Linked DNA regions of Homo sapiens: all the other regions are linked to region 4. The links are chromatin loops, found by intact Hi-C in ENCODE. Cell type or tissue: PC-9. All regions are shown on one strand. Each heading gives the region's core, and the rest is flanking DNA. Links, peaks and the distances in the headings are about the cores only.

Region 1 (4,533 bases), core at 237-4,236, 530 kb after region 4:
CCTGTCAGACTAAGAGCTGACTCTGGTAGAAACGGCCAGTTGTCTCCTAATACTATTTTTTTCTCCTTTAGAAATAAAACTCTTGTGTTTTAGCAGGGCAATTGTCTAAGAGACTAAGAGACTCCCTTGCTATTGGGTGTAATCATGTGACAAGGCTTTGGCAAGTGATATGTAAGTGAAATTGTTCTTCCAGAAATTCTCCTTAAAATATTCTATACCTTCCTCCTTCTCTTCCTCCTCCTCCTCTCCCTCCTCCTCCTTTCTTCCTCTTCTCTTCTTCTTTCTTTTCTTTTTTTCTTTGTGCAAGGGAGCATGGGGTCTTGCTCTGTTTCCCAGGCTGGAGTGCAGTGGAGCAATCTTGGCTCACTGCAGCCTTGACCTTGTAGGCTCAAGCAATTCTGCCACCTCAGCCTCCTGTGTAGCTGGGACCACAGGTGTGCAACACCACACTCAGCTAATTTTTGTGTTCTTTTTGTAGAGATGGAGTTTTGCCATGTTGCCCGGGCTGAACTGGAACTCCTGGGCTCAAGTGATCCTCCTGCCTCAGCCTCCCAAAGTGCTTGGGATTACAGGCATGAGCCACTGTGCCCAGCTTCCTTCCTTCCTTCTTGATTTCTACTTGAAACATGGATGTGATGTTTGCAGCTCTAGCAGACATATTAAACCATGAGAACAAGGGTCTAAACCTGTAGATAGTGGAGTGATGAACCTGAAGAAGCTGGATCTTTGAGCCCATAGATCTGACATTGATCCTGAGTGTTGTCTTCGAGACATCTTTTATATGAAAGGAAATATACTTTTATCTTGTTTAAGCTATTAATGTTTTAGGTTTTCTGTCATATGCAGTGGAACATAATCCTAGTGGAGACACTGAATGCTTAGATGGATAACGTGCCATTCTCTGAGATAGAGAATGGAGGGAGAGAAGATACAGATTTTATAGAAATAATAGAAAATCCCAATTTGGTCATGATTAATTTGCTGTGTTTATGGAAATGCTTAATAGGGGGTACAAACAGCATTGGGAGCTTGAGAAATACTCTATCTGTTACAAGAAGGAAATGATTGTCTTCAGGAGAGTGAAACGTTAAGGAAAACAGCTGGTAGTAAAGTATATTATAACCAGCCTCATAACTTGTTTGGACAGATAAACAATCTGTAATGCTTTTTGCAGGATAGGAAGTTTGCGTTTGAGAGAAGAGTTGAGCAGAAAACACACGGCTTGGATTATCTGTGCTGTAGATGCGATGCTCCAGGGTGAACTTTGAGTTGCAGATAGGAAGTTAGAGATGGGAAAAAAAAAAAAACAAATTTGTGGAGAGGAGAGCATTGTAGGCAGGGGACATGTTTAAACTGTATTTGGGAAGAAGAAATTTGTCACCTGTATTTGTGTAATGAGAAAGGCCTACTTGATTTTGAAGGCACAGGTTGCTGGAGAACTAAGGATTTTTGTAACTTCTCCTTTATTGACTTAGGGTTAGGGAATACATTGATAGGGACACATTGAATGAGTTTTAATGAGAAATTTATGTGTATCATGTCCAGTTGCATTATGCAACAGATACGAATTTCTTGTTTAAGGAAGATTAACATAATAGCCTTTGCTGTTTTTTAATCAATAACTTTCCTCCCTAGTTTAAAAATGTTGTATTTAAAAAATCTATGCTGAAACTAAGCACTTGCTATGTACTAGTCTTATCTGCAATTGGAAGAAAACGTAAATATAACTTAAACATAGTGAAAGTGGTACAGTTAAGTCATAGAGAATTGTGTTTTAAATTTTCAGTTGTATTTTTTTTCTGAAAGGATCAATGTTTTATAGATACTACCAATATATTAATGTTTTTAAAGCTGGTTCCAAGAAATTTGTCTGAAATTTTAATGTGGCAGTGTTTTCTCTGCTGAATTATCAAGGGAGGCTAAATATTCTGTGGTATAGTGGTAATAATTTTCGTAATACCTTGATAGGCATAGATAATACTGCAGAAATTGCCAAAAAACAGCTTCTTTTTTTTTCTCCATTCTGTCCCTCCACCTGTGTTCTTTCCTGCCACACGTCTTCACCGCCTCCTTCACCCCCTCCTTTGCTGTAAACTTAGTTTCTCAGAATTCTGTAATCATGTCTTTGTAAATTTTCAGTTTGGTTCATGATAACTGTAACAAGTTCAGAAAGAGGTTTCTCATTCTACATCATACAAAATGAAGGTGTTTATGAAGTAGCCGGGAGTTCTTTGCCAGCAGACAAGTTATTGAGGCTTAGTTTAAATTGGTATAATTTAAACTGGTATAGTTTTCCTAACAACATAATCTATCTGGAGGAGATTTTGGTCTGCTTTTCAGATCAGCAATCATAGTGTTATGCCATCTAGTGGTAGATGTATGTATTTCACATTTTTTGTTGGTTTACCGTGCCTGAAGTTTAGAGCCAGGAGGGACCTAAGATCACTTTACAGGTGGGAGACCAAGGCTTAGAGAAGTTAGAGGATTTGCTTAAGGTCACCAGTTAGTGACAGAGCTAAGATAAGCCTCAGATCTCCTGATTACCAATGTAGTATTCTTTTCAAAACATGGCAGTGTTTTTCTTGAGGACTTTCTTAGATTAGTTTATCAACCATGGGAAGGTATTTATATTTTAGATGATTTCTGTGTATTCATAATTACTGTTGATAGCTTTAATGTACTGGTGTTTTAATAGGCCCTTGTACTCAGAAGTTAAGGGAAATGGATATCATATTTACCTTTGATAAGACATAGTAGTTTTCTTTAAGTAGTTAAATAAGTGCTTGTGAGAGAGGGTTGAGCTTGTTTTCCATTTGTTACAGTGAGAAAAAATATTAATTATTGTGCCTTTGGGCTTGCCCTTGTATGATCTAGTTTTTTTTTCCCATAGAAAAGGAAGTATTAGGAGAGAGGGCCCTAGGACTAAACTTATCTGTTAGGGTCATACTCAGATTAAGTTTTGTGTTGAAAAAAGAATCAATTCTGACAGTGCCTTCTGGTCCCTCCTCACCCTACCCTGGCAACTAAAGGTTGCAAATCAGGCAAGCAGTAAGCTTCAAGGACAGAGAAGTTTTAAGCAATCTTAAAGGTTGTTGGAATAAGCATGAAGAATATTGCCCTGGGAAGAGGTTTAGAGCCAGCTGATATCAGAACACCAGCTATTGGACTGGAGAAGTATTTAAGTACTAGATTGAGGATGACTTGGATTTGTATTTTTGTTTTGCCACTGATGCTCCGGTATTGCTTCTTTTGTAATTTCCTTTCTGTTTAAACACCTTCCTTCAGCCAATCTTCAATGTTAGTGTAGTTTTTTTTGCTTTGTTTTTTTTGGTCCAAGAATGTCTGGATTTTCCTCTCATTCCTTAAGGGTAGTTTCGTGGGAAATAGAATTCATAGTTGATAGTTCTTTCTTTCAGCACTTGAAAAATGTTGTGCTGCTTTCTTCTGTCCTTCATGGTTTCTGATGAGAAATTTGCTGTCATTTGAATTGGTGTTATCCTGTAGGTAAAATGTTTCTCTCTGGCTTCTTTCAAGACTTCTTTGTTTTTAATTTTCAGATGTTTAATTATGATGTATCTTAGTGTAGATTTCTTTTGAGTTTATCCAGTATGAGAGTCACGCAACTTCTTGAATATGTTTGGTGCTTCACCAAATTTGGGAGTGTTTTAGCCATTATTTCTTTGAATATTCTTTTAGTTCCCCTCTTCCTCTCCTCTTTTCTGGGACTCCAGTGATATGAATAGTGGATCTTTTGTTATGGTCTGTGGACCTCCCATGGGTTCCCAATGTTCTTTATATTTTAATTTGTTTTCTCTCCGTTGTTCAGACTGGGTAAATTCTACTGATTTCACCTCAAGTTCACTGATTCTATGCTATGCCATTTTCACTCTACTATTGAAACCATCCAGTGAGATTTTAATTTTGGATATTTTATTTTTTAGTTTTATAATTTCTGTTTGATTTATAACGTATTTCTGTGCTGATATTTCTATTTTTCATTTGTTTCAAGAGAGTTTATGATTTGATGTATTTTTAAGGTAGCTGCTTTAAAATCTTTGCAGATAATTCTTCCATCTGATTCATGTCTGTGTTGGCATCAGTTAATTGTCTTTTTGTCATTCAAGTTGTGATCTTTTCTGGTTCTTGGTGTAATGGGTGCTTTTTTACTATATCCTGGACATTTTGGCTGTTATGTTAGTTTTTGTGTTTAGAGTTAGCATGTAGACCATAGTCTAATTTTGTAGGCTGTTGTTCCAGTGGCAGTTTAATTTTCAGAGCCTTTTCAGTGTTATTTTGATTTTCTTGGTTATTTGGTTTTCTTTGTTTATTTAATGCTGGGGCCATTAAATATAGCCCTTCTGTCACCTCAGGCAGCACTAGAGCTCCCACTGGTGCTGCCTGAGGTGGCAGAAATCATTCCCCAGGCTGAGCTGTTTGATGTCTCTTGGTGGGGGAGGGGACTCTCAGGCTACAGGGACAAAGAGGTTTTGCTGGACCAGGCTACTTTGTGTGGCACGATGTTCATTATTGGTG
Region 2 (4,533 bases), core at 368-4,367, 81 kb after region 4:
GCCCTCCCCTGGGAGGCAGGGCCCCCGTGCTAGTCTTTTCTGCCACACTCAAGCAGAACTCCTGGTGAAGAAGCCAGAGTGGAAGAGAGGAAAGATGGCGGGCCTAGGAGTCAGACTAGCCTGGATTATAGCCCTTCACCAGCTACTTACTAGCTGTGTGATCTTGAGCAGGTTGCGGAACCTCTCTGAGCCCTAGATCCTTAATATATTAAATGGAAATAATAAAACCTATCTCATGGGGGTTAAAGAAAATAGCACTTGAAATACATTTAGCATAGTGTCCGATGCTCAGTAGGCGACTTAGAAGTAGCTGAAGAATGAAAGCATGAACAAAAGCATATTAGTTTGTTTTCTTTCATGAGCAGGGGCAGATAAAATATTTAAATATGGTTTAGGAACTTCTAGCCTCTTCAGTTGCACAAATTACTGGATAGTTATCCCAGCAGAGTCTCTTGGAAGATTTGCACCAGATACAAGGGTAGCTGAACCAGTCAAGTTGTTTCCGTTTCTGCACCTCAGTTTCCCGGCCTGTAAAATGGGCCAGGTTCTAGTTAGGCACTAGCTGGAGGCAGAATGAGTAGAGTCATAAAAGCTGATTAGCTCTTGGCACTGGCCTACCTAACCCTTTCCGAACCAGACTGGAGAGGCAGCAAGAAGGGCCCTGAAAATGGGTTAAAGAAGGAACAGCTTGGAGACCAAACATTACTAAATATTTTTTCCTTTTATGGGTTGGTGCTCTAGATCAGCACTTCCTGGAGATTATATTCTAAACTTTGCAGTGATGGATGTGAGGTCCGTGTGCCCACAAGCTCCAGCAGAACCCAGATGTCACCCTGGGGCAGGGACTCTCCTTTTACCTTGCTATTTTAAGCAGCGAGTTTATAATAATGGATGGGAGAGACAGCAAACAGGGCAGGAGCAGCGTGGGAATGGCCCCTGCAGGCAGGGCTGCTGGGGCTCCCCTGAGGAGCCTGGGGTTCCATCTTGTCAAGAGTGGGGCCTCAGCAAGCATCCACTCTACTTTTATGTTGTGGCAGCTGACATCTGACTTAACTCATTTGTTCTATTCTGCTTTCTGTCACAGGGACTGACTTAAGCTCTTTTTGGAAGAGAGGGAGGTGGAGGAAGAAAGTAGAGGGTTAAAAAATGAGGTATTTCTCATGAGACTTCAGACCATAATCCCAGAGTCCTGGGATGGAATCGTCAGGTCTTTCAGTTTGTTGTAGCTAAAAAGAGTCCAGGATTTCAGGGACTCCCAGGGTTAGAAAAGGCCCCTGAAGTGGTTAGGAATCCTGTGACCCTTGTCCCAGGCTTTACGAGAACGCTCCAAGGAATGGGGACTCACTACCTTAAAGAACAGCCTGTTTCATCTTCAGGTGGTTCCAACCACTAGAAGGTCGTCCCTTGCCTTCATCTGACCTTTCAGTCATTAGTTATGACATCTATTCTTTGGGAACAGTAAAACCACATGAATGCTTTCCAAACATCTGAGAAGAGATTTTTATTTCTCCCTGCACTTCCTCTTCTCCGGGCTAAAGTTCTCTAGTTCTTTAAACACAAATTTTTGTTCTCCTTGCTTCCTGCTTCCCAGGTTCAAAACATGTCCCAATTTGTCTAAATCCTTCTTAACAGGCAGAGCACAATATACTTTGTGTAGATTAAGACAAAAGAAAAGTGGAATAGTCACCTCCCATGTTTTAGAAACCATGCCCCTGTTAAGACAGCCTGGACCTGTACATACGTCACACATAATTTTAAAAGGTTTCCTATGAGATGTAGCCAACTTCCTTTAGTAGAATCAGGGTTTGTGGCTAGTCTTTTGCTACCCTCAACCCCTGTTACCAAATACTTTACCCAGCACCACTGATGCCACTGCTGCTGAAATCCAAGTAAAGATGATAGAAATTAATCACAGAGCTCACCTTTGGGTGAACCTGATGCTCAGTTTATTCATACAGTAAGAATTTGGCATGGAAGACACAGACAGCATGCCCTGGCCCCGTAGTTCTCATTCCCAAGAGCCAGGTGAAGTCTGTCCAATGTGGCTTCTCCCCATCCTGTCTTATCTTCCCCACTAGACACCCAGCTAATCTGTTCCAAGAAATTCCACTCAGCATTTGTGTTCACGGCTCAGCTCAAACATTTGTAATGTGAAATATTTGCTAAAATCATGTCCCACCATCCCAGTTCCCACAGGTAACCCTTTTCTGGGGTCCTGCAACTTCTCACTTTCAAAATATTTACCCCATTATACTGTTCTCCAGCGTCTCCTACCACTGGGCTCTATGTTCCTTGAAGGCCAAGATTATCTTTATGTCACCAGCCCCTTGCACAGGCCTGGTAGAGTAGGTGTAAAATTTTGGCAGTGAAAGAATGAATGACTCTATGGATGGTCTACTTGAGATTTCTTGAGGTGACCAGTAGGGGTCACCCTAACTGTTCCAGAGCTGTGTGGGCTAACTTGTTCATTGCAGAGAAAGACAGCAATCAAGATGGTGGTCACCTTGACCAATCCTGGGGCTAAAAGTCCCTAGTTCTTTAAACATAAATCAACAATCATTCTTTGCTGAATCTTTTGGGTACCTAGGATGAATCTGACACCTTGCCTAGCTCAAGGAGCTCAGTCCAGGAGTCTAGAGGTATGTGTGTTGGCTGGGGGGTCTGTCAGAGCTGGGCTGATGGCAGCTCAGGCCTTTTCTCCAGTGCCCTGACTCTAGGGGCTTTCCGAGCCCTTTCTGAAGGACAGGAAGAACACCAAGTATTATGGGAGGTGGCAGGGCTTTCCGGTTCTTCCTCCTACAGCCTCCAGCAGTCAGCAGTACCTTCCAGAGGACCTGGAACACAGTTGGTGCTCAGTAAATGACAGTGTCCTTCATCTCCACCCCCACCCACCATGTCCCATCAGCCAAAGGTCACCTCACTATGTTATCTGCATGGTGGTCTTAATCTACTGTGCAGTGGAGCAGCTCCTTCAGGGAATCTCTAAAAGTTGCAGAACCAGGCCAGTTGTTAGTTCTATAGATTCCTGAAGGTATTGCCCACCCCACTAATAAAAGAAGGAGGGAGTTTAAGGATGGGGAGAGGCCAGGCAGAGCCCTTGGAGCTTCGGCCAAGCTTCCTGGGCTGCAGACCCCCGTGCAGGTGGCCTCTGTGGGAACTACTGTGAACTGAGTGTGTTTCATCCTTGGAGCATCCTGCTTGGGAGGCATTCTTATCTGTTTTGACAAGAAAACTGGGACTCAGAGATGAAGCCTACTTTCCAAGGCCACATAGCCAGTGAGTGGCAAAGTGAGGACTCACACCGAGATATCTGGTTCCAAAGCCTGTGTTCTTTCTACATTGCTATCCTGCCTTTCCCTATGGAAACCTGGCATTGCTAGTCTCCTCTTCTAAGAGGAAGCAGAGGAGCTAGACCCATTGGCTCAGGTCTGTTGGCAGGATCATACTCCTAGGCATCTTGACAGACAAGAAGCACGAAAGAGTAGTGGAGCATGTTTTCAGTTACAAGGAACAAAAACCCAACACAAAGTGATTTCAACACCAAGAGGCTTAATTGTTCATGTAACCAGCTAGTCCAGAAAGTGTTCAGGCTTCAGGCACACTTTAATCAGGGCTCCAGTTCTGTTTCTCTGCAGGTCCCTTCGCTCTGCCCTCCTCTGTGTGTATCATTTAGATTCTGTCTGGCTTTCCTCATGGAAGCAAAATAGTGTCCGTAGCACCAGGTCTCATATCTTCACACTCCACCACTCAGAGCAGGAGAAAGCATCTGGTCCTAGAACACCACTTTAAGCTCATCGATGTAGGCTGGGTCCATTGTCTATCCCTGAGCCAGTCACTGTGGGAGGTGGATGAGATTATGCTGATTGCAGTCCCAATCAGCACTGGGACCCCAGTGCCCCCAGGCTGCTGCACCATGGGGAAGGGATAGCCTGGCTTCTGGGAGTCAATCTAAGGTTGCCAGGGGTGGGCACAGGGCACATGGAATTCACCCTGCCTGAGCCCCCAGGTTTTAGTAGGGCTGGTGTAGTCCCCATAAGGGCTGAACTCAAATGAGAGAGCCTGTGCTGAGGGTCAGAAGAGCATGAGGGGAGGTGTCAGGGAGGAAGTCAGGAAACAGCACCTCTTACTCCCCATCCACATGGCTGAGGAACACTGTGTAGTATAGCAGAAAAAGCCCCAGCCTCAAAATCAGGAAGATCTGGGTTCAAATTATTGGTTCTCTGTATGATTTGGGGCAAGTGACTTTCACTCTCTGGGGCGGTTCTCTCATCTGTAAAATGGGAATATTAATGCCTACATCAGAGGTCATCTTGAGGATTCAATCAGATGATGGTGATGCTCCTAGGACAGGGCCTGGCACCCAGTAGGTGCTCAGTAAGTGGTAAACAACTGCCAATGTGATCTCAATGGAGTATCTTCCATTAGCTACAGCTTTGAGGAGTTCGAAGCACATTTCTCCCTTCTGGGATAGCTGTGTTTACTGTAAAGACCAAATTAGATGCAAAATCTCTAAGGTCACCTCTGACTTTGTAA
Region 3 (4,533 bases), core at 313-4,312, 220 kb after region 4:
TTTATTATAGATTATATTTTTCTGCTGCTTTTTTGTATGTCTGGTAGTTCTCAACTGGATGCCAGACTTTGTGGCAGACTTTGTGAATTTTACCTTTTTGGGTATTGGATATTTTTGTATTCCTATGAATATTCTTGAGCTTTTTTTCTGGACTATAGTTAAGTGACTTGGAAACAGTTTGATTCTTTTGGATCTTGCTTTTGTGATTTGTTAGGCAGGACCAGAGCAGTATTTAGTTTAGAACTAATTATGTCCCACTAATAGCAAGACCCTTTAGAGAACTCTACTGATACCCCAAGAGTTATGAGGTTTTCCAGTCTGGCTGGTGAAACAGGCAGTATCCCAGGCCCAGTGAGCTTTAGGGGACTATCCCCTCAAAGCCCTTTGATTGATTGTTCAGCCTCGGTAGTGTCTTCACATGCACACACTGATCAGCACTCTGCTGAGTATTCTGGCGGGGACACTTCCGTAGACCTCTGGAATTTTCCCTCTGTGCAGCTTTCCATTACCCTGCCCTGTAAACCCTAGCTGTTTGGCCCCCCAAGATTCTCAGCTCTGTGTGTTCAGCTCAGGGAGTTTGCCATGTTCCATCAAGCTTCCCGCTTCTTGATCAGGGGCTAGAAACTCTCGAGGCTGTAAGCTGAGGCAAGTATAGGTCTCACCTTCTTTGACTCCCATGTCCCAGGGATCACTGTCCTTTGTTGTCTGATGGCCAGTGCTTTATTTGAAAGATTGTATGAAACCATTGTTTTAGTAATTTTAGGTGGGAAGATAAATCTAGCCTCTGTTGGTTGGAAACAGAAGTTGACTATTTTTAAATTGTGATGTTTTGTGCACAGAAGAGCATACATATAATTATCTTGTAAAATACCTCTGAAGAACTAGAAATCAACCTAAATAATATATGCCAGCTGTAGCTTTCACATTTAGTTTTTGGAACAGAGTTCTAAATTTTTGCATAAAAGCCAAAGAGCAGTTGATACAAATAATTACTTTGGTCCCAGATTTCACTGAGAGATGAAAAGAAAAACATTTTTCTCTGCATAATATGTCTCTGGCTCAAATACGGTATTTTTTAAATTACCAAAATAATGTTTGACCAGAAAAAAATCCTTTTCGAAAACATAATCTTATTTAAGTGATCATATATGAGTTCTTCCCCTGCCAGAAAAATTACTGTGCATGTAAAGTTTATCTTTTAACTTTGTATGCTCCATTTTTATATAAGTCTTCCTGTTGCTTATGAGCCATAGGAATTTTTTCAGACCTTTAAGCAAGCAACAGGTAGATATATTGTTGAAAGTCATGTAGATATTTCTTAGAAAAATAATTAATAATATCCTTTCTTCTTGTCATATTCCCCTGCCACTGCCAAGAAGTTATTCCTAGAGTAATGGCTTCCATTTAAATAATCACGAATAAGCATTTATACTTGACACTTTGACCAAATCTTCCATTGATGCGAGGGAATTTCCTCTTGGGACTCAGAAGGAATTTTTATTATAAAGGAATACTTTACCTGTTTAGGTATGGGGATGCGAATTGCTGCATTGTTGGTAGCAACAAAAGATGGGAAAAAAAACTAAATGTCCTTCTGCAGGAGACTAGTTAAACAAATTATGGCATAGCGATACAGTGTATGTTAAAAAGAATAAACAGCTCTAACAGGTGCTGATACATACTAGTCTGTAAGATATATTGACAAGTGGAGAAATGTGTGTGTGCACGTGCGTGCATGTGTGTACACATAAGCTTAATCCAGCTTAGTCTATCTCTGGAGGAATATATAAGAAACTGGTAACTGTGGTTGCCCCTGGGAAAGAGAATTGAAGATTGAGATAGGAGGGAGGGATTTATTTTTCACTATATATTTCTATGCTATTTCCTTTTTAAAAGCCATGTGCATGTATTACTTTAAATAAAATCCTGTTTTTAAAAAAGAAGAAAGCAAACTGTTTTGTTTTGACTTCTCTAATAGGAGTGATCGACACAGGAATTGCCCTATTTGTCGCCTACAGATGACTGGAGCAAATGAATCTTGGGTGGTATCAGATGCACCCACTGAAGATGATATGGCTAACTATATTCTTAACATGGCTGATGAGGCAGGCCAGCCCCACAGGCCATGACCTTGAAGTGAAAGTCTTCTGTTGCTATTGTGGGCTCAAATATTTGGTCATGGGGGAAGAATGTAGGGTTGTGGCACTGGCACAGACACAGGAAAATCCATTTTCCCCACTCTTTTATTTTTGCTATTCTGATCATTTGTCCCCCTTTTAAAAATAAACTTCCCATGTCTTCCATTTGTGGTACTAAAATTTGCTACTGTTTTAGACCATATTTTCCTATTATTTATCTGTTCAAATTTGTATTATTACAACTAATAGCTCTTGAATTCTTTGCTAAAGGTAACAGCAACACTTCCAGAGGCTTCTAAAACACTACTGTTTTGCAGGGCAGGAGTATTCTGGAATCTTTTTACTTAGATATAAAATAAACCTCGAATATTAAAAAGTTGTAGCCATCTGAGAGAGGAAAGTTTAAGTGACTGAAAATGTAGAATACTTCAACGTGCATGTTACTACTTAAAACTAGTCTTTCTGCTGGAATCTAAGGAGTATATATATATATGCCCCCTTGTGGTTAATTATTGCTCCTTTAATAATTTTTACTTGAAATGATCCACAATTATTTCATAACTTTAGCAGTGTGTTTTGGAACTACTGTACTTAAAGGTTTGTTTGTTTGTTTTTGCCATACTGTATAATTTGGGTGAGGTCTACAAAATTGGGTGTGACTTTCCTTTGCAAATGGATTTCTCCTGGGGAATTTTCTTGGCTGTTCTGGAAATGCTTTCCCACAGCTGGGTAACTGTTCTAAATGGCTTTGATAATGCTCACACATCTTGGAGTTTCAGAAGGAAATTATTCTGCATCACAAATACTAAATTTTATATTTCTAAATTACTATAGGTCATTTAATATTGGTTTATGGTGCTTTTATTTCCTTAACTTGAAAACATCTTTCTGAGATTTCAGAGTCCTCAAATTTCTTAGATTAAGAGACAAGAGGCCAGTGCAGTGGTTCACACCTGTAATCCCAGCACTTTGGGAGGCCGAGGTGGGTGGATCATTTGAGGTTAGGAGTTTGAGACCAGCCTGGCCAACATGGCGAAATCCTCTCTCTACTAAAATACAAAAATTAGCTGGGCATGGTGGCAGGTGCCTGTAATCTCAGCTACTCGGGAGGCTGAGGCAGAATTGCTTGAACCCAGGAGGTGGAGGTTGCAGTGAGCCGAGATCACACCACTGCACTCCAGCCTGGGAGACAGAACGAGACTCCTAATCAAAAAAAAAACACAAGAAAATAGAGTGAGGCTTTTTTACCGTATATACATAAAATACTTATGAAAATTAGAAGATAATTTGGCATTCCTACTGTTTCACTGTACTTCCATTGAAATACTCTTTCCATTAAAATATTCTGAAACAATATAGTAATAATGGAATTGTGATCTTCAGTTGCACCTCAACCATTTTTTTTGCTTATGAACTAAAATTTCTAACATTAACATTTCGGCATGTAATAAAACAAGGGCCTATCTCCTTTAAAATTTAACATTCCATGTAACTTTTCTGACTTATCATTCATAAGTTGCAAATATTACTATTTTCCTAAACCAGGGTACACAATTTAAGTTGCCACTTATTGATGACAGAATTTCTGGATAGTAGGATTTTAATAGGCGAGCAAATAAAATTCAAATCAATTTCAAGGAAAAACATCTGGCCAGGGGTAGCTTGATTTCGCCCCCAAAAATACTGAAGACTAATCCATTGACATTCATAATGGGACAGCTAAGTACCAAATAGCTAACTACTCCCTATGGAGGTTTATGCAAGCAGAGTACCAGGGGTTCCATCATATCAACCTGGCAATGCACTTGGTGGTTGTGTGACCTTGAGAAAGTCTCTTACTCTTGTTTATGTGTTCTTACTTTAGAAACTGAGACTTTATTTGTGGTTTTCACACTATTTCAGCAGCAAAAACTTTTTCAAGGAAAATCTTACAGAACCTTTAAACACGTGTGCATACACACATACCCTATACCCCACTATATAAAAGTCATATTATTATAAATTTCCTTATTATATAAACTTTATATACTATAAATGTGATTAAGTCAATGAATAAAAACATTAATGCATTGGTGATATCCAGCATGTTTGAATTTGGTGAGTAACACACATATAGTGGGAGTCGTTTTTTTTAAAAAAATTTTTTAATTAAATTCAAGTCAAATTTGCAGAACCCTGTATCTCCTCCATAGATTCTTAGTATTCCATGGAACATATTTTGAAAACCTTGGGATAGATGATCCACTGAAATCTTTTCCAGCTCTAAGATTTTAAATTGTCCTTTTAGATTAGACTTGCTGAGTTTAATTCAGATTACCTAATTTTAAAATGTTTCTGAAAAGTGAACAGAGTTACCTTACAGAGTTTTGGATCTTTCCAGGGATAGCCAATGATT
Region 4 (4,533 bases), core at 267-4,266:
GAGGATGATCTGAGCTGAGGAGTTTGAGAACAGCCTGGACAACTTAGCAAGACCTTGTCTCCACAAAAAAACGTGTGTGTGTGCGTAAATGTGTAAATATTTGGGCTTATCTATATTATAAAGTCTCAGCAAGTGAGCAAGTGATACATTTGCTGAGATGGGGAAGGCAGGTTTGGGAGTGACAGAGCCAGGATTAAATCAGGGTTGAGACACTAAGTTTGACAGATCTGGGAAATCCAAAAGCTGAGAGTGGGCAGGTGGTTCTTTGATATGTGTGGATCTGGAGCCAGAAGGAGGGGTCTAGGTGGAGACACCAATCCAAATAGGAATGTTATTCAAAATCACAGGAATGCAGGAGATGATGGAGGAGAAGTAGAGTGTGGAGAGAGAAGAAAAGAGGGCCCAGGACCAGGCCCAGAGGAGCATCAGCATTTCGAGATGGGTGGAGGTGAAGAAGTCTGCAGGACACTGGTGAGCTGGTGTGGTACGGAGAGCTGGAGGGCATGATCTCCAAATCCCACTTCTTCTTTTTTTAAATTTTTATTTTTATTTTTTTGAGATTGAGTCTCACACTGTCACTCAGGCTGGAGTGCAATGGCATGATCTCTGCTCACTGCAACCTCCACCTCCCGGGTTCTAGCGATTCTCCTGCTTCAGCCTCCTGAGTAGCTGGAATTACAGGTGTCTGCCACCACGCCTGGCTAATTTTTTATATTTTTAGTAGAGTCGGGGTTTCACTATGTTGGCTAGGCTTATCTCAAACTCCTGACCTCATGATCTGCCTGACTTGGCCTCCCAAAGTGCTGGGATTACAGGTGTGAGTTACCATGCCGGGCCTTTTTTTTTTTTTTTTTTTTTTTGAGACGGAGTCTCCCTCTGTCACTCAGTGATGTGAAGTGATCTTGGCTTACTGCAACCTCCCCATCCTGGGTTCAAGCAATTCTCCTGCCTCAGCCTCCTGAGTAGCTGGGACTACAGGCACATGCCACCATGCCCAGCTAATTTTTTAATTTTTTTGGTGGAGACGGGGGTTTCACCATATTGGCCAGGCTGGTCTCGAACTCCTGACCTCAGGTGATCTGCCCACCTCGGCCTACCAAGCTGCTGGGATAACAGGTGTGAGCCAACGCCTCACAACCCCACTTCTCAACCCTTCCATGGCTCCCACAGCACTTAGAATAGAGTCCAAATCCCTTTCCATTCTCATCGAGGCCCTGCCCCCTCTGGCTAACCTCCAGCTATAGCTACTCCCTACCTCTATCACCTTTTCTGGGACCTTCACGACAGCCTTCTTGTGCCTCTCCCTGGAATACCCACCCCAAACCCCTTATCCCTTGGATGTGACTCGTGTTCATGCTTAAGTTGCCTCCTTATCTTCCCTGAAGCTTCCCCTTGTCTTAGTCTATCCCAGCATCTTACTGAGTTCCTTTATCATGATTCACAACTGTGTATTTGTGTATACAGAACAGTGAGCGCCATTTGGGCAAGGATAGTTTCTTTTTGTATCCTTAGTACCAACCCAGTGCCTAGCAAATAGTAGAGGTGCAATAAACATATGACTCATAAATGAATGAATAAGCCCTTTTAATCTTCACCCTGGTCCTGTGAGGTAGGGATTATAACCTCTGTTTTGCTTTAAAAAAAAATCGAGGACATGAGACTCTGAACGACTAGGAAACCGTTCACAGGTTCCAGCACACTGAGAAGTGATGGGTGGGTGAAAGTATTGGTGAACCTGTTCCAGCCTCCAGATCACAGAGGAACATGAAAAGGTTGGCCAAGAGCCCCCGGTGTTCTTGGTGGCTGGTGAGCCCCGGGGCTGTGTAGGCAAGGGCCCAGCAGAGGGCAGCAGAGGGCTGCACTGGACTGGGATCACCGGAGGGAGCAGGCCCTGGGCGGAGCAAGGGGTGGGCGGCCAGGCACTGGGCTGGGACTCGGGGAGATGACCTTGTTTTGTCTAATCCTTTGTAGGACTCTAGAGTGCGCTGATGGAGCGCTTGAGGCAACGTTCCTATTTGTGTTTACATGTGCTGATCCTCACCACAGAGTATAAGGAAGCCGTCTTTCTTACCGTGGGGCCCTTGTTGGAAATGTCACTAAGTTTCTCCAAGGAGGCGGGAGGAGAGGACAGAGGACGGGGGTGGGGGTGACGGAGGGCCCTGAGGTGGAATGGTGAGTACAAATGTGCAAATGAGATTTTTGGCCTTGGCTGCTAGGGGACAAACGTCCTAGGGTGGCCTCCAGCAGTTAGCGCCAGGCAGGGAGCTGGGAAGGCTCTGAGACAGCTGAGTGGGGGAAATAGGAGGTCATAATTGGTTCAGGGACATACATTGTCAGAAATGATTTTCTAGGTTTCTTATGCTCTCTGAATGGATTTCCTTTCTCTTCTCCTTTTTCGTTAGGAAAGTTGTTAAAATTTCCACCCTATCATCTATGCTTAGGGGAAAAGGGATTTTGCTCATAAACGGGGGCGAGGGTTGGGGGATGGGGGAGACCCTTGGGGGCCAGCAAGGTGGTAGCAGCAGAGTCAGAATGGAAGGCCCCAACAAGAATTATATAATGGACAATGGGGACTGGTGGGGGTGGAGGGAAGGTTGGGAGGGGAGTAGGGATAAAAGACTACATATTGGGTACAGTGTACATTGCTGGGGTGACGGGTGCAATACAATGTCAGAAATCACCACTGATGGACTTATCCATGTAACCAAAAACCGCCTATACCCCAAAAACTATTGAAATAAAATAAAATAAAATAAAATTTTAAAAAATAATGCAAGGCACACTTAGTCCAGCATATGGTCTTCTCAACTAATACAAACATACACACACACTTATATGCACAATCACAACATACATGCTTACACAGTCACATCATGTGTACAATACACTCTCATACCCACAAACACACACCTCACACACTGACACATCACACATACACACTGACACAACACAATACACCCACACCCACACCCACACTGAAGAAGGGTCTTTGGGGTGAATATCTGCAGTTGCCATTGCAGGTTCCCCCATCCTATTGTGGTTTAAGTCTAGGATCAAACCAACTCTTAGTTTCAGGGGTCAGTTCCAATTGGCCTAAACCCATCAACATAATCCCTGCCCCCTTGGCATTCCCTTGGCCACTGCGATTGTTTTAGGGGTGGGCATACAACCACACTGATCCCCCAGACATGAGTGAGGAAGCGCTGAGCCCTGGACGCTGTCAGCTGCCTTGTGCTACCTCAAGGAAAGGCTGGTTTAGAAAAAGCTGACTGGGAGGCAGAGGTGAGAAACTTTCAGACAAGCAGAGTTGCAGCCCCCAAAACACTGGGAGCTCTCAACAGCCCGTGCCAGAAGCCCACGTTACCTCTAAACTTTAGATTTTGTAAACCAATACATTGTTTTGGTTGTTTAAGGCATTCAAGTTGGATTTTCTTTCCCTTCCTCCCTTCCTTCCTTCCTTTCTTTCATCTCACTGTGTCACCCAGACTGGAGTGCAGTGGTATGATCATAGCTCACTATAGGCTCAAACTCATGGGCTCAAGCAATCCTCCCACCTCAGCCTCCTGAATAGCTAGGATTACAGGTGGGTGCCACTGCGCCCGGCCATTTTCTGTTTCTTATACCTGAAAATCTCAGAATGGATCTACTGCTCCCAGAACTTTTTTATGGGAAAGCCCAGGAGGGGTCCAGCCTCCTCTTTAAGGAGGACTGCTCCTTCCTCCCCCTCCTTTGTCCTCTTGGTCCTCAAAGTAACCGCATGCACCTGACACAGTTCTTGGAGCCTTATGCATATAACAGAGAAGAAGAAAATAGTATTTAAAACCATGGCCCACTGTAGCCGCTTTGCCTTAAAAAGGAAAGTGACACAATTGAAATCTGTAACAAATCTCTAAATAGATCTTGTTCCTTGCAGAGGCCAAGATGAGATTCCAGCCAATGTTTGGAAATTTCAAAGAGCAGGAAACCTAGGCTGACATGGTGGCTCTCAGGGCACAGGATTATTATTTATATATATAATATATTCAATTATATCAGTATATATTATATATATTTAAATGTATTCATTTAATGAGTGAATTAAGCACCCTAAAAAGTGAGCATTGCTTTCCCCATTTTACAGATTATGAATGAGGCTCAGAGACAGAATCACCCACTCAGCTACAAAGGGGTGGAACTGGGCTTCCAAGCCAGGGCTTCTTGGCTCTAAAGTTTGTGGTTGCCCTTCCAGAACAGAATGCCATTTGCCACCCCCATAGCGGCCTCCTGCCTGTGATTTGGTCTAGGTGGGCTTCTCGGGAAGGGACATGTTAAAGAGGTAGAAGGCAAGTTTTATTTGTATGTTTACTTAACTTCTCATGTTTAGTTAAACTTTCATGGGAGTGACAGAGGGGGGATGGGGAGAATAGAGAAACTCTTTTTTTTCTGAGACAGAGTCTCACTGTGTTGCCCAGGCTGGAGTGCAGTGGCACGATCTTGGCTCACTGCAACCTCCACCTCTGGGGTTCAGGTGATTCTTGTGCTTCAGCCTCCCGA
Region 5 (4,533 bases), core at 259-4,258, 330 kb after region 4:
ACCCTCAGGACCCCCCACACTAAATACATGAGTTGGCAAGCGATGCCCCAACAGCCGAATTAGGCCCACCACCCACTTTATGAGGAAGATGAGCTAAGAATTGTCTACATTTTTTAGGCCGGGCGCAGTGGCTCCCAGCCTAAAAACCCCGTCTCTACTAAAAATACAAAAATTAGCCAGGTGTGGTGGTGTGTGCCTGTAATCCCAACTACTCAGGAGGCTGAGGCAGGAGAATTGCTTGAACCTGGGAGGCAGAGGTTGCAGTGAGCTGAAATCATGTCACTGTGCTCCAGCCTGGGCAACAGAGCAAAACTCTGTCTCAAAAAAAAAAAAAAATTGTCTTTACATTTTTAATGGTTGAGAAAAAAATCTAAAGAAGAATATTTTGTGACACATGAAAATTACATGAATTCCAATTTTGCCACCCATAAATTAAGTTTTCTTGGAACATGACCACATTTATTCATTTACCCATTGTCCTTGGCTGCTTTTCCACTGCAATGGCAGAGTCGAGTAGTTGTGACAGACACCATATGATCCTACGAACCTCAGACATTTACTATCTAGCCCTTTACAGAATAGTTCGCCAACACTTGCTCTAGACCAAAGCCCAGAAAGGGAATTTAAGACCCATCTGGCTGACCACTCTCAACTTCTCTTCCCATCCCGCTCCATTTCTCCTTGCACTGCCCCCGCCACTGCCCTCCACTCTCCACCATCTCCTGTCCTCCCTCCTTCTTCCTCCCACAATTCCCTGGGACCAAGAAATGGGTGCTTATTTGCTTCCTTTATGTCAGATCCTCCCCCTTTCTACTCTAGCCTCATGAGAAAGCCTTAGGGACAGGCACAGGTACCTTCCCTAGGCCAGAGCTTCCCCGTGGAAGTGCTTCAGATGGGCCACAGGCATGCAGCACAATGGTGATGCCCTCGGTCCTCAGGTGAGAGGGCAGCCAAAGTGCACAGGCTGGGTACCTCTAAGGAGAACCTCACCTACAGCTCCTTGGAGGGCAGCCAAGAGTGGGCCCCATCAAACAGCAAGGACAGTGATCTCATCCCAAGCGGCGAGGACACGTCCTTTGGCAGCTTGCTGCATAGTGTGCCACTCCCACATGGACAGAGCCAGAAACCCACTGGAGGAGTGTGTGTCCCTTGCGTCGGGTGAGCACAGAGCACAGACCAAGAGGGATGGGGCCGGGGGCAAGGAGAGCAGGAGGGAGCTTCTGGCAGCCACAGTAGAAATGGCAGCCCTGAATCTGTCTTCACGCCTATGTACAGAAACCATAAAATTCATTGTCCAAAATAGTATACTTTCTTTTTTTAAATCGACTTTAATGAGGTATAATTTACATATAATGAAATGCATCTATTTTAACTATATAGTACTATGAGTTTCTGCAAATGTATACATGGGTGATCCACCAGTGTCACCACTACCATGATCAAGATACACAATGTTGTCATTACCCCCCAAATGCCCCATATGCCCCACTGCAGTCACTCACCCCCACCACTGCCTGAGACAACTACTCATCTGTCTTCCATCACTACAAATTAGTTTTGCCTATTCTAGAATTTCAAATAAATGGAATCATACAGCATGTACTTTTTTGTGTCTGGCTTCTTTCATTCTGGGCAATGTTTCGAGATTCATCCACACTGTGTATGAACACCAAACTGGCACGCTTCTTGTTTGTTTTTTAGCAAAGGGAAGTGCTCTGGATAGTCATGTCATGTCAGAAGAATGAATCAGAGCCCTTCAGGACAAATCAGGACAACAGTCACTCGATGTATATGGGCTGTTCCTGTCTTTCTCAGTAGATGAGCCTCTTTAGTCACCTCCACACTGCCTGCAGGATATCTGATGTAAAATTGCATGTGTATTCTGCAGATTAGGGCTTCACCATTACCTAAGTGCACTAGAATCCAAAAGGTTTGAAGGGTGCTAAATCCAATGCTCATCCCAAAAAATTTCAATACCACATTTGTTGTTTGAAAAAAGAAAATGCCGTTATAGTCTCTATATGATTTCAACTGGTATATATTTTTTAACAGGTGCAAAATTGTTTTTAACTTTTTATCACCAATCTGTACAAACAAATTTCCTGTTAATGATGATTATGGGTACAATGTACACTATTCAAGTGATAGTTACAGGAAAAGCCCAGACTTCACCACTTTGCAATATATCCATGTAACAAAATGGCACTTGTACCCACTAAATCTATAAACATTTAAAAATTAGAAACAAATGAAATTTGAAAAAAGAATGAAGAAACCCTTAAAAATCTTGATCAGAAATTCCATGTAGCCATTTCAAGCCTAAAACTACATAAAAAAGACATGTTAATTTGAAGCAAGCTCATGTTTAACAATAAAATATTTAAATGATTTTCTTTAGAATATTATATAAATTCAACATTTAATATTTTGTTTTGTATATTATTGTAATAATATAACATGAAGAAAATGTGAATTTTTTTCACTAGCTCCCATGTAGGCATTCCCAAATCCCCTTTAGCTGACCCCAGTGTGCCACACGCATATTCTCACTTTCTAAGCGTGTTGTGAACAGGGAAGCATTAGTCAGCACTGCCCCCACACTATGGGAGAAGCCAGTACCCTGGGCTAGGACGCATGTTTCTTGCTAAAGAGACCTCTCCTGCCCTCTAGTGATAATTTTTGTAGCTGGATCTCAGAGGGAAAACAGTGATGTAATGAGTAATTAAATATATCTGTTTTATATTTGCAAAATTGCCATCCCTGTCACATGCATTATAGCTATCTTGGGTCCTGACAGATAAAAACTTTCACAAGCATCCCTCTGTTGCTCCCTGGTGCCTGGGAGGTCGAGCCTGTGGCTTCTCTTCCATGATTCCACCTCTCCTCTCTGCCCTCATCTTCTCCACCCCTGTGGCACGGCAAAGTCTCCACCATCCCCAGCCAGTGACACCACCCTTGCCATCACCTAGGACCAGTGGCCACTGAACCCCCTTCCCACCCTTACCAGATGCAAGGACTGTAGTGGTGGAGAGGGGAGCATGGGCCTGGGAAGCAAACACCTAATTGTTCATTGTACAACAATTTGTTATCAACCGACAAACTCCAGGCATTCAGAAAATTTGGGATTCCCTTGGCACACAGAGGGAAAGGGGGGCAGCTGTACCATAAACGCTTCCCATACCCCTTGTCTCTGTAGAAACCCAGCCTTTTATCCCCAAGCAGCAGCACTTAGCAAGTGGTCACACAAGAGGGAAGGTAAAATCACCACCCATCAACTAAAGGATGAAGTATCTGTTTGAGTTATCAGTATACAGTCACAGAAGTGAAAGATACATGCATGAAAATTAGAACATATCAAAGTTGAGGATCACCTATGCAAACAACAAAAAAGTCGTTGAGAACAGCTGAATTTTCATCTGAAATGAGAACTATAGAATATTTACTATTGAGGTAATTTCTGTTCTATTGAGTAGAAATCCAGCAAACAACAATCTATTTTTTTTTTTTTTTTTTTTTTTTTGAGATGGAGTTTCACTCTTTTCACCCTGGCTAGAATGCAATGGTGAGATCTTGGCTCACTGCAACCTCCACCTTCCAGGTTCAAGCGATTCTCCTGCCTCAGCCTCCCAAGTAGCTGGGATTACAGGTGCCCACCACCATGCCCAATTAATTTTTGTATTTTTTGTAGAGACAAGGTTTCACCATTTTGGTCAGGCTGGTCTCGAACTCCTGACCTCAAGTGATCCACCCGCCTTGGCCTCCCAAAGTGCTGAGATTACAGGCATGAGCCACCAAGCCCGGCCACTAACTACAATTCTATATATAGTTGGCCCTCCATCTCCAAGAGTTCCATAGCCATGGATGCAACCAAGTGTGGATGGAAAATATTCGAAAAAAAAAGTGGCATCCATCCTAAACATATAAAGACTTTTATTCTCTTCATTACTGCCAAGAAATAGAGTATAACAACTATTTACATAGTATTTACATTTTATTAGGTATTATCAGTACAGTTAAGCATCCATTAACAATGGGGATATGGTCTGAGAGATGTGTCTTTAGGTGATTTGGTTGTGCAAACACCACAGAGTGTACTCACATAAACCTAGATTGTATAGCCTACCACATACCTAGGCTATATGGGATAGCCTGTCGCTCCTGGGCTACAAACCTCTACAGCATGTTCTATACTGAATATTGTAGGCAACTGTAACACAATAGTAAGGATTTGTGTATTTAAACATATGTAAACAAAGAAAAGATACAGTAAAAATACAGTATAAAAGACTAAAAAATGAACAAATGGAGCTTGCAGGACTGGAAGTTGCTCTGGGTGAGTCAGTGAGTGATCAGTAAGTGAATGTGAAGGCCTAGGACATCACTGCGCACTATCGTAGACTTCATAAATACTGTACAATGAGGCCACACTACATTTGTTTTAAACGTTTTTTCTTTCTTCAATAATAGATTAACCTTAACTTACTGTAACTTTTTTACTTTGTAAACTTGTTAATTTTTGCAAATTGTGACTCT
Region 6 (4,533 bases), core at 166-4,165, 250 kb after region 4:
CAGAGCATTCCCAAAGCAAACCTCCAAGTGGGAATGAATGAAAAGAACAGACACTAAAGGCCAAGCCTCCAAACACACCCTTCCTTGACTAGTTACACCTCACCCAAACTCCAGGGCATCCAAGTCCCAAGAAGAAGCCACTCTACTGGAAGCCGCTCTACTGACCCTAAGCCAACATATGGACTCAAGCTGTGGGGCCCAAGGCCAAAGATCTTAGAGCAAATCCTAAGAAGCAGAAATGAACAGTCAGCTTAGACTTCTCCCCACATTCCAGGGAAAGGCAGTTTTTTGCAGAAGGCACCTTTGCAGAAGGAGCCCAGCAAGGTCTCAAAACACCTCATGGGATTTCTCATGCCCTCTATATCATGCTAAGTCCTGTGATACCAGACCGACCCCTTGCATCTCTGTCCTCTCCTTTTCAGCCTCCTTAGTCAGCTCATCCTCACTACCAGACCTCTTAATAATGGAATTTCTTGATGCCTGGTCCTGGGCCCTCTTGTCCTCTCACTATAAATTCTCTCCAAAGGTGATCTGTTCCATTTCTGTGCATTTAATTATTTTCCTTATACCAATTCCCAAATTTATGCCACCAGCCAAAAGCTCCAGAACTGTACATACTATTGCCTTCTTGATATCTCTATCTGGATAACCCAAAGGCAGTTCAAATTTAATATATCCAAAAGTGGACTCTCCATCTCTGACCCCAGCCCAAACCTGATTTTCTCCCAGATTCTGGAATCCCAGGAAATGGTGTGTCCTGAATCCAGCTGGTCATGCTGAAAAACTGGGAGTCATCCTTGGCCTTCCTACTACTCCCTTCCCTCAGTGAGTCTCATCAGTTCTACCTTCCAAATGGATGTCAAATCCATACAATATTCTCCAACCTCACTGCCACCACGGGAGTTCAAGCCTGCATGTTCTCAGGCCTGAATTCACAGTGACCTCCTAACTGGTCTTGTTCCTTTTTCTTGTGCTCTGGTTCAATTCATTCTCCATACACAGAAGCTAGAAGGGATTCTTTAAATGTAATTTGATTCTGTTACTGAACCCTCTTCATTAATCTTAGGATGAGGGCTCTGCTAATATTGCCTGGATCCTACCCATCTCCCCAACCCCTCATCCCCAGTCTGCCTTTTCACTGTGCTTCACTCATAGGACAACCACAAGCCCTAAGGAAATGAAGCCCCAGCTAAGCTGAGGGATGGCCTCAAGTCACTATGGGTAAACTGACTCCCCCTCCCTGAGCACAAGGGACCTATGGGAGCTCCGGGGGAGGACGACAGCAGCCTCAAGGCCAGGCTGCTGACAGCCATTAGACCACACTCTGGAGCTACTGCTGCGGCCGACTGGGCGCTCAGCCCGGGCTGGGGTGAGGAGGCGGCTGACCTCAGGGCAGGGAATGCTGTCCACGGCTGGCTGAGCATCTCCAAGTAATGCCAAACCAGATATTTGATCCACTGGACCTCTGTGAGCATTATGCCAGCCAGCCCATGTCGTTAGCCACAGCACTCACTCATCAGCATCCTTCCTGCCATTAATCTTGCCATTCTTACCAGAAAGACAGACCACTGGACACTGGGGAAACAAAGCAAAGCAGAAAACTAAAACATCCCCAAAGCCCAGGCTCCTCAGAGATGAGGCTGGGCTCACGTGGGATGCACAAAAGAAGGTCAGCCTGGCTCAGCTCAGCTGGACACAGCTTGGTACAATGACCTCAGCATGACTCAGCGGATTCTGGGCTTTCTGGTCCTGTCCTCTGGCTTACCAATGACACACCACAGGGGGGTCAGCCTGTCCTTACCCCCATGAGTCACAAGATAAATGAGGAAAACAACTGGACAATCCAGGAAGCACCCCATCCAAACTTCAGAACTCAAGGGTGATTATTTTAGGAACAAAATAATTGAAGGTCATTGGAGGTCAGTGTTTTCAGTTCACCAGAGGATCCAAGTGCATTCCCCGTGTTCACCTAAGACCTCAGATGTAAAGAAAGAGCAGAGTTTCCAGACCTGGGACCTAAGCCAACATTGACCATTTCCATACCCATGGCAGGCATCAATAATCGAACACAGCACTCTTTTCACTAAGCTTTAGGGGTGGCCCCTAATTGGTCAGGTTTGGCACAGAAGGTAAAACCTATTTGCTATTCTTAATATGACACTTAAACCACAGTGGATGTCACCTACTTCTACCCAATTCCCAAGCAGCAAACACACTCAGCTCTTCTGTCTTGCTTCTGCATAGAAAACAAGTGTCTCAGTCACACAGTCCTGCTGGCTGGGCCTCGGGGTGTCTCAGCCCTTCACCTGCTGTAGTGTGACAGGTGCCTTCACAGATACCACCCACACAGATCCACGGCCACGTCGCAGCTCCTGCCTCAGACCACAGCCCTTGTCTGCCCCAGGGACACCAATAGCCACTTTAGACATACGGAGGCCATCATCCAGCCCATTCTGGATTTTAGAAAGCAGCTCTCCTCCCCATAGTAGAGGCTATGAGAGTGCTATCAAGGCCAGGTGTGGTGACCCACGCCTGTAATCTCAGCACTTTGGGAGGCCAAGGCAGGCAGATCACCTGAGGCTGAGAGTTCGGGGCCAGCCTGGGCAATATGGCAAAACCCCATCTCTACTAAAAATACAAAAATTAGCCAGGAGTGGTGCCAGGCACCTATAATCCCAGCTACTCGGGAGGCTGAGGCAGGAGAATCACTTGAACCCAGGAGGCTGAGGTTGCAGTGAGCTGAGATTGTACCACTGCACTCCAGCCTGGGCAACAAGAGCAAAACTTCATCTCAAAAAAAAAAAAGAGAGACAGAGTGCTATCAAGTAGGCAGCACCCAGGGGCGGGCACAGACCTGACTCATAGCAGACCTGCGCCCATGTTTATGGACTGACTGTGGTGCCTAAGAACAGGCCACTGGGTCATAGATATCAAGGTCATCTCTGTCCAGAGAAAACATTAACCCCAAGACTGCAGGAGAACCCTGGGGATAGGCTCTGATTTGTTACCCTAGCCCCACGCCAGGACTGTTTCTCATGTTGTGGCCAGAGGGCAGCTGGTAGACCCAGGAACACCCACTGGGGCCCCACCTTAGAAGAAAACAGTGTCAGTGCCAGCACAGCCAGTGAGGACACCTTGGCCCCAGGCAGCAGGAAGCAGGTAAGCCCAGAGCATTCACGTATGCTCAGGGCAGGGCTGCATCGGGCTGGGCAAGGCGTTTCTTTGAACACGGGCCTGGGCATGTGCTAGGCGTGTGAAGTTCTTTGGGCAGGGCTGAGAGGAGTTCACACAGTGATGGAGGCATCCACCTGTCTGAACGCCTAAGCCTCACAGAGAAGGAACAAATGGTGCTTGAAGGTGAAAATGCCAGGGTGCCCACGTAAGTGGTGTCTAAAACACCTTTCACTTCTGCCTGGAAATCCCCAAAACACTTCTGTAAGCCTCTCAGGGCACATGAGCTGAAGCCAAACTCTCACTTCTTAAAGCTCTTGATCCCATCCAAGTGGGAGTCTGTGTTGGACCCCTGGCGTGTAACAGAAGTGGTCTTAGGGCCTCCAGGTAGGGTCTTCCATCTGCATTGCTGATATGCTCCCAGCCAGGGGGTCAGGGAGGCTGGAGCTGGGCTTTCCCAGAGGAGCCACATCCTCCCCTGGCCTACCCTCCCTTATCAAAGCTGACCCCAAAAAGAAGAAGTCCCCAAGAGGTTCCCAGCTGGGACAGAGCTCCTGTGGAGATGGCAACCCCACTGTGACTCCACCCAGCTTTAGCCATCCCTCCTCCAAGCAAAGCCTGATCCCGACTCTTCCCCCAGGAGCTTCTCTCCCAGCTCGCCACCACACCCCGGCCCACCTCCCTGCCTTCTGTGGGAAACCCACAGCCCCTGCATGATCCAGGACCTCCCCACATCTCTGCAGCCTTACTCTCCCCACAACCCGCTGCTCCCCGCTCCCAATGCCTGAGCTCCAACCACACCACACTGCTTGCAGTTATGTCAACACACTGTTCTGACTCTCTCGACTCTCTCATACCATCCCTCCCTCCTGACATTTGCACATCACGTGCCTCTACCTGGAATGCCACCACTTCCATTCCCCTACCACACCCTCTGCCTGGCAAGCTCCTACTCACTCTAAGTCAGCTCAGTTCTGGCCTCTCCCTCAAAGCCACCTGGTTGACAGGAAGTGACTCTTGCTCACCATCAAACACCCCCTGCCTAGCACTGACCCTGTGCCTCACTGCACAGCGCTTCAGCAAAAGAGAATGGAAAGGCTAGGGCCATGATCATTTAACCTTCGCTCCTACCGCAGTTGCGGCCCCTGCAGGCGGAGACTGCCAGGAGCCCCGGACAAGGCTGCCATCCCCTTGGTGGGAGAAGAGAGGCAGAGATCTGAGCATATCAGAGGCTTTTCTTTAAATCCACATGATCCCGAAGGATGCAAAACCACAAACTCCCATCTCCAGAGAGATCTTTTTTTTTTTTCAGGGAATTTAAATTTTATTTTATTCACTTATTTATTTTGCTTTAAGTTCCAG
Region 7 (4,533 bases), core at 209-4,208, 410 kb after region 4:
TATTCTCCTGAGAAGTTGCTTATTTTCCTGGGGTGGGGAACCTGGGGGCAGGCAGAACCTTCAAGGCCTGAGAACTATCAAGAGACTCTTTAGGAGGCGAGGAGAAGCTGAAACCACTATCCCAACCCAGTTCTCCTGAGTTTTCCTTCCTGCTTCGGGTTTCCCACTTCATTTCCCATTGCCGTGGCATCATGTCAGCCCCTACCTGTGAGGAGATACTGACATTTCTTTAGTGTTATACAAACTCCTTCCCTGAACTCTTCTTCACATAGCTGAGATAGGCTGGAACTTTTCCAAAGCCTTTACAAAATACTGAGGGAGAACAACGGGGACATAAACAAGAAAATACATGAAGCATAAACATGGTCAAGCTTGTGCAATATGTTAACAATCATAATATTTAGGGAATGAGACACAGAAGGGAGAAATGTTGTACATAATAACCTTGTTTGATAATTTTTAGGAACTGTATATACTTTATAAGTAATACACATTTATTTTGACATATACAGTATTAATTTTGGTCCTACCATAGCATTCTAGCTCCCATGGTTCACTCCACTTACAGACTTTCCACCTGATTAACTCTGAGACTCTTCCTTCTGTTCCTTTCTATCCCCGTCCCTCCCCAACAGGTCTCACGAACCTTCTGGGAAGAACAACGGGTGATAAGTTTGACCATTCAGTCAATAAATGTGCCAGCTATAATGCCAGACACAGTGATAAGCCATCAGTTACCTTCAATGCTTATCGATACCACTCAAATGCCTTTTCTCTTTGATAGGAGAAAAGACCAAGGGTCATTTCCTTAACACTTCTTTCTGTGTCCATCTAAAAAGTCACTTAGAATTATATGAAAACACACTTAATAGACTCAGTAATCTCTGCCAAGAAAAAGATCTTGGTTGAAAGAATTCTCAGCTACAACAATGACTGCAATCAAAAAGAACTCATTTACATACAAATGGATCTTCCCAAAGAAGGCAAAAAGGAAAATCCCACTTTCTGATTTGGAGCAGCAACAAGCCACTAATATAGTCAAGGCAAGGCAGCCTCTGTCCTCTGGATGCCTCCAATAAGATGACTAAGGGCTTTATCAAGCCCATCTAAGCTTATGACTATATTAATGCTCCAGTGCTCTTTATTTGAGCTCCGAGGAGCCACTGTTTTCCTCATCCCTCTCATCATCTAACCTGAGCTCAAGTATTCTCACCTGGGTGTGATTCAAATGGAGCTAGCCTTTACTTTCCTGGACACTCGTCTTCCTTAATCTGCCTCAGTTTCCTCAAGGAAGACAAAGATAAAACATCTGGAGACACCACAAATGAACCTCATCACAAATGAACCTCAAGCTGAGAAGAGCACTTCTGAGAGGCACTTCCAATACCACCCACTGACACCCAGCAGAGAATAGTCTGTGCTTGGGGAATTTACCTACTGCTACAGTTTTCAGACATCATTGGCCCATAAAGAAAAGACACTTAAACCTATAAGCCTCCTGGGTTTTGCTCTGGAGCCTCACTGGTCAGAGCCTTGCGTGAACTCCCTTGGAAAGTTGTCTGGGATCAAGGAGTCTGCCCTTGAGTCTCAGCAAGGGATGAGGGAGGCAGGACTTAATGGACTGAAAGAGAGAAGCCACCCATGTGGTCCAACAGTTCATCCTAGGAAATGACAGTCCAGTTGGTACACAACTACATAAACTTATATTCCAAAATCCCCCAAATTCACCACCAAGGCACTTGGCTAAGATAACCAATATACAATCAACCTAGAACCGTTTCAAGAATTTATTCCTAAAGAAACAGCAGGTGGCAGCAGAGTTTTACATTTTTTTTTTTTTTTTTTGCCCTTTGGACTGGAATGAAAACAAAGTGTCACGGAATAATCTCCTCATCTCTGAGTCAGCCAATTGGCCCAGAAACGGGCATATTGCCGTCTTGTAACGTGAAGAGTATAGCATCTTCTCAGAGTGGGCTCTGTGCACTTTGACAAGAGAATACAACATCACCCGCCACCCCCAGGCCAGAGACCTGCCTGGTTCTGTAGGCCAAGTAGGAAAATGACTGCCCCAGAATGACCAGATCACAGAGGCTGTGGCCCTGAGTTTCATATTCATTTTCCCAGTATCAAGGTGTTGCTCATTTACAATGTGGAGGCCCTCAAAGAAAACTGAGTATGATTAAGTGGAAGAATGCCTAGGAATTGAGTATACACCTCACAGCATTTTCACCATCTATTATGATATAATCCATGGCAGAAATGTAGGGGCAAAAAAAAGTGGAAAAGGGGAGTTAATAAAATCTGGTTTCTGGTGTACTTAGAGATTTAGAGATCTCTGAAAGCTGCATCACCACCCCACAGCTGCTGCAGCTTGGGCTCAGGAGCAGGCAGTGCCAAGACCACTGTCTGCTTTGGCCTCAAATACCTTCCTTGACTTAGTATTGTGCTTGGCTCCCAACTTCCAAGTTGTAGCTGGAAAGTTTCCATTGTCACAGTGTAGCACCAGAGTTGGAACCCAAGTTTTTGCTGAATTGTTTTGCAGAGCAAATCCAGTTTTGCCTTTAAGAAGTGACTGGTCAGCCGGGAGCAGTGGCTCACGCCTGTAATCCCAGCACTTTGGGAGGCCGAGGCAGGCAGATCACGAGGTAAGGAGATCAAGACCATCCTGGCTAACATGGTGAAACCCTGTCTCTACTAAAAATACAAAAAATTAGCTGGGCGTGGTGGCAGGCGCCTGTAGTCCCAGCTACTCAGGAGGCTGAGGCAGGAGAATGGCGTGAACCCGGGAGGCGGAGCTTGCAGTGAGCCGAGATTGCGCCACTGCACTCCAGCCTGGGTGACAGAGCGAGATTCCGTCTCAAAAAAAAAAAAGAAGTGACTGGTCAGTTTGTTCCATCCCAAAATGGTGATTCAGAACTCTCTCAGACACACCTTAGACTGAGATACTTTTTTTTTTTTCCCCTTAGATTAGAGAAGGAGGATTTCCTTATGTTGCCCAGGCTGGTCTTGAACCCTTGACCTCAAGCAAGGCTCCTGCCTCAGCCTACCAAAATGCTGGGATTACAGGCCTGAGCTGCCTCACCCAGGCTGAGATGTTTAATTTCCATCCAAGAGGAAACTTTCTTATCATTTAAAGTAGAAATGGAAGGATGGAAGAAGGTGGGGGTAGGGCTGGAGGAATTTTAATTGTTATTATTTTTTTTAAGTATGAAACTTGTTCAGGAAAAAGATAAAGTTAAGGACCTTGTCTCCAGGATCCCAAACAGATTTTGCAAACATATATTTGTGGGTTTTCTTTTTGGAAGTAGAGTTGACAGAAAAGTGAGTAGCTTTAACTCTGTAGCAACACAACTCCTGGTGACCAAAGAGAACATTCCTGAAGATCCAGTGGAGGTAGAAGACGTTCATTTATTTACATGACATGCAGCCTCAGCCCCAAACATGTTTTTTGTTTTCTTTTTCTGCAGAAAATATGATTTTGTTCTGACAACTTAAGGACACACTTCACAGCTCTCAGCCCAGAAAGGGTCATTTAAGATTATCTAATAAGGAAAACATTGTATAATTCCTTTGAATGTAATAAACAATATCTTTTGGAGCAACCTGCAGCAAATGTTCCAAATTTCACATCAACATTTAATTCCCCCTCTGTGCGTATGTTCTACACTCCCCAAAAAATGATGTTAAAACATTTAATGCAGTGAATTGACAGCACCAGGAAAATATTTGGGCTGTCTGGAGTTGCCATTATTGGCTTTAATTATGACCTACTGGCTCTTGGGTCCTAAAGCAGCCAGAAAATGAGATATGTGTGCCAAAATATTCATTAGAATTCCCTTCTCAGTCATTGTATAGAAAGAACAAGTTTCCTTCTGGCTCCCATCTTCAGTATTTTAAGTGGAATTATTAATATGCCAGATTTTTTAAAGGATCAGTCAGTAAACAAGATTATGTGCATACCTTGTATTTTGCATTTTAAAAATCTTGAAAAGGTCAAATGTCCCCTTTGCTATCATTGTATTACTGTGAAGAAAGAATTGTTTTTGCAGCTATGGAGTTAACCGGTACTATCCACCCAGGCCTCCTCATCCAAACCCTGCTCTCTGGAACTGACTTGATCCTATACGCTTTGGAACTGAAAGTACTGATGAAGCACAGCTTGGGTCTCCCAAGGAACTAGTCAGAAAGGTGGTTTAATTTCTCCCGCTTTTCAATGTTCATTTCTCCCTGAATATAAGACCTCAGAAGGCTAGAGTCATAGAGGAAGAATCTTTGAGATCCTTGATGCCATGTCCTTATTTTAGAGATGATTAATCTAAAGAGAAATGGTATATTCACTGCTTTACCTTTGTGTTCTGGCATTGAGAAAGAGCAGGTGCTTTTTTTTTCTTTATTTTTTAAACCACAGCATCCTTAGTCGTTACTCTTAAACAGAATTGCCATTTAATGAGCTTATACTATACTGCCAGGCAGGGGTTGTTGCTTTCATCCATGTTATATCATTCATCCTTACAACAAGCCTATAAGGTAAAT

The links. Peaks named below come from ENCODE experiments on the same cell type or tissue, not always from the same donor. Only the 100,000 strongest peaks of a DNase experiment are listed, where the experiment ranks them.
Region 1: a loop joins it to region 4, with 11 times the contacts of the local background. A loop is called at or near these places in 12 of 110 quality-filtered maps.
Region 2: a loop joins it to region 4, with 7 times the contacts of the local background. A loop is called at or near these places in 44 of 110 quality-filtered maps.
Region 3: it touches region 4 in a loop (14-fold over the local background); 64 of 110 quality-filtered maps call a loop at or near these places.
Region 5: a loop joins it to region 4, with 19 times the contacts of the local background. A loop is called at or near these places in 108 of 110 quality-filtered maps.
Region 6: it touches region 4 in a loop (8-fold over the local background); 2 of 110 quality-filtered maps call a loop at or near these places.
Region 7: it touches region 4 in a loop (20-fold over the local background); 15 of 110 quality-filtered maps call a loop at or near these places.

The regions. Positions count from the first base shown.
Region 1 is chr11:10,206,084-10,210,616 of GRCh38, reverse strand. The region is part of intron 1 of SBF2 (SET binding factor 2); the gene reads left to right. Among named protein-coding and RNA genes, the nearest start is that of SBF2, 86 kb to the left of the region's middle. In PC-9, for the core only: CTCF peaks have their summits at 2,143 and 2,348 (motif pointing left); no DNase peak of the experiment used is centred there.
Region 2 is chr11:10,652,362-10,656,894 of GRCh38, reverse strand. The region is part of intron 1 of IRAG1 (inositol 1,4,5-triphosphate receptor associated 1); the gene reads left to right. Among named protein-coding and RNA genes, the nearest start is that of IRAG1, 39 kb to the left of the region's middle. RefSeq lists an enhancer at 1-48. In PC-9, for the core only: a CTCF peak has its summit at 2,421 (motif pointing right); a DNase peak (open chromatin) is centred at 1,914; H3K27ac peaks cover 1,393 bases.
Region 3 is chr11:10,512,512-10,517,044 of GRCh38, reverse strand. It overlaps RNF141 (ring finger protein 141), which reads left to right. Exons shown (of 6, transcript NM_016422.4): 6 at 1,979-4,533. The coding sequence ends at 2,129. Among named protein-coding and RNA genes, the nearest start is that of MIR4485, 6.5 kb to the right of the region's middle. In PC-9, for the core only: CTCF peaks have their summits at 2,452 and 2,653 (motif pointing left); no DNase peak of the experiment used is centred there.
Region 4 is chr11:10,733,286-10,737,818 of GRCh38, reverse strand. No RefSeq gene overlaps it. Among named protein-coding and RNA genes, the nearest start is that of CTR9, 16 kb to the left of the region's middle. In PC-9, for the core only: CTCF peaks have their summits at 1,604 and 1,809 (motif pointing right); DNase peaks (open chromatin) are centred at 1,488 and 1,948; H3K4me3 peaks cover 685 bases; H3K27ac peaks cover 1,539 bases.
Region 5 is chr11:10,404,444-10,408,976 of GRCh38, reverse strand. All of the region lies in intron 2 of CAND1.11 (a long non-coding RNA gene), which reads right to left. Among named protein-coding and RNA genes, the nearest start is that of AMPD3, 49 kb to the left of the region's middle. RefSeq lists an enhancer at 1-160. In PC-9, for the core only: a CTCF peak has its summit at 2,652 (motif pointing left); DNase peaks (open chromatin) are centred at 1,766 and 2,606; H3K27ac peaks cover 1,351 bases.
Region 6 is chr11:10,487,958-10,492,490 of GRCh38, reverse strand. All of the region lies in intron 6 of AMPD3 (adenosine monophosphate deaminase 3), which reads right to left. Among named protein-coding and RNA genes, the nearest start is that of MIR4485, 18 kb to the left of the region's middle. RefSeq lists an enhancer at 3,548-4,452. In PC-9, for the core only: no CTCF peak of the experiment used is centred there; DNase peaks (open chromatin) are centred at 1,730 and 4,110; H3K27ac peaks cover 3,154 bases.
Region 7 is chr11:10,320,484-10,325,016 of GRCh38, reverse strand. All of the region lies in intron 1 of CAND1.11 (a long non-coding RNA gene), which reads right to left. Among named protein-coding and RNA genes, the nearest start is that of CAND1.11, 14 kb to the right of the region's middle. In PC-9, for the core only: CTCF peaks have their summits at 1,513 and 1,777 (motif pointing right); DNase peaks (open chromatin) are centred at 1,111, 1,876 and 2,907; H3K27ac peaks cover 905 bases.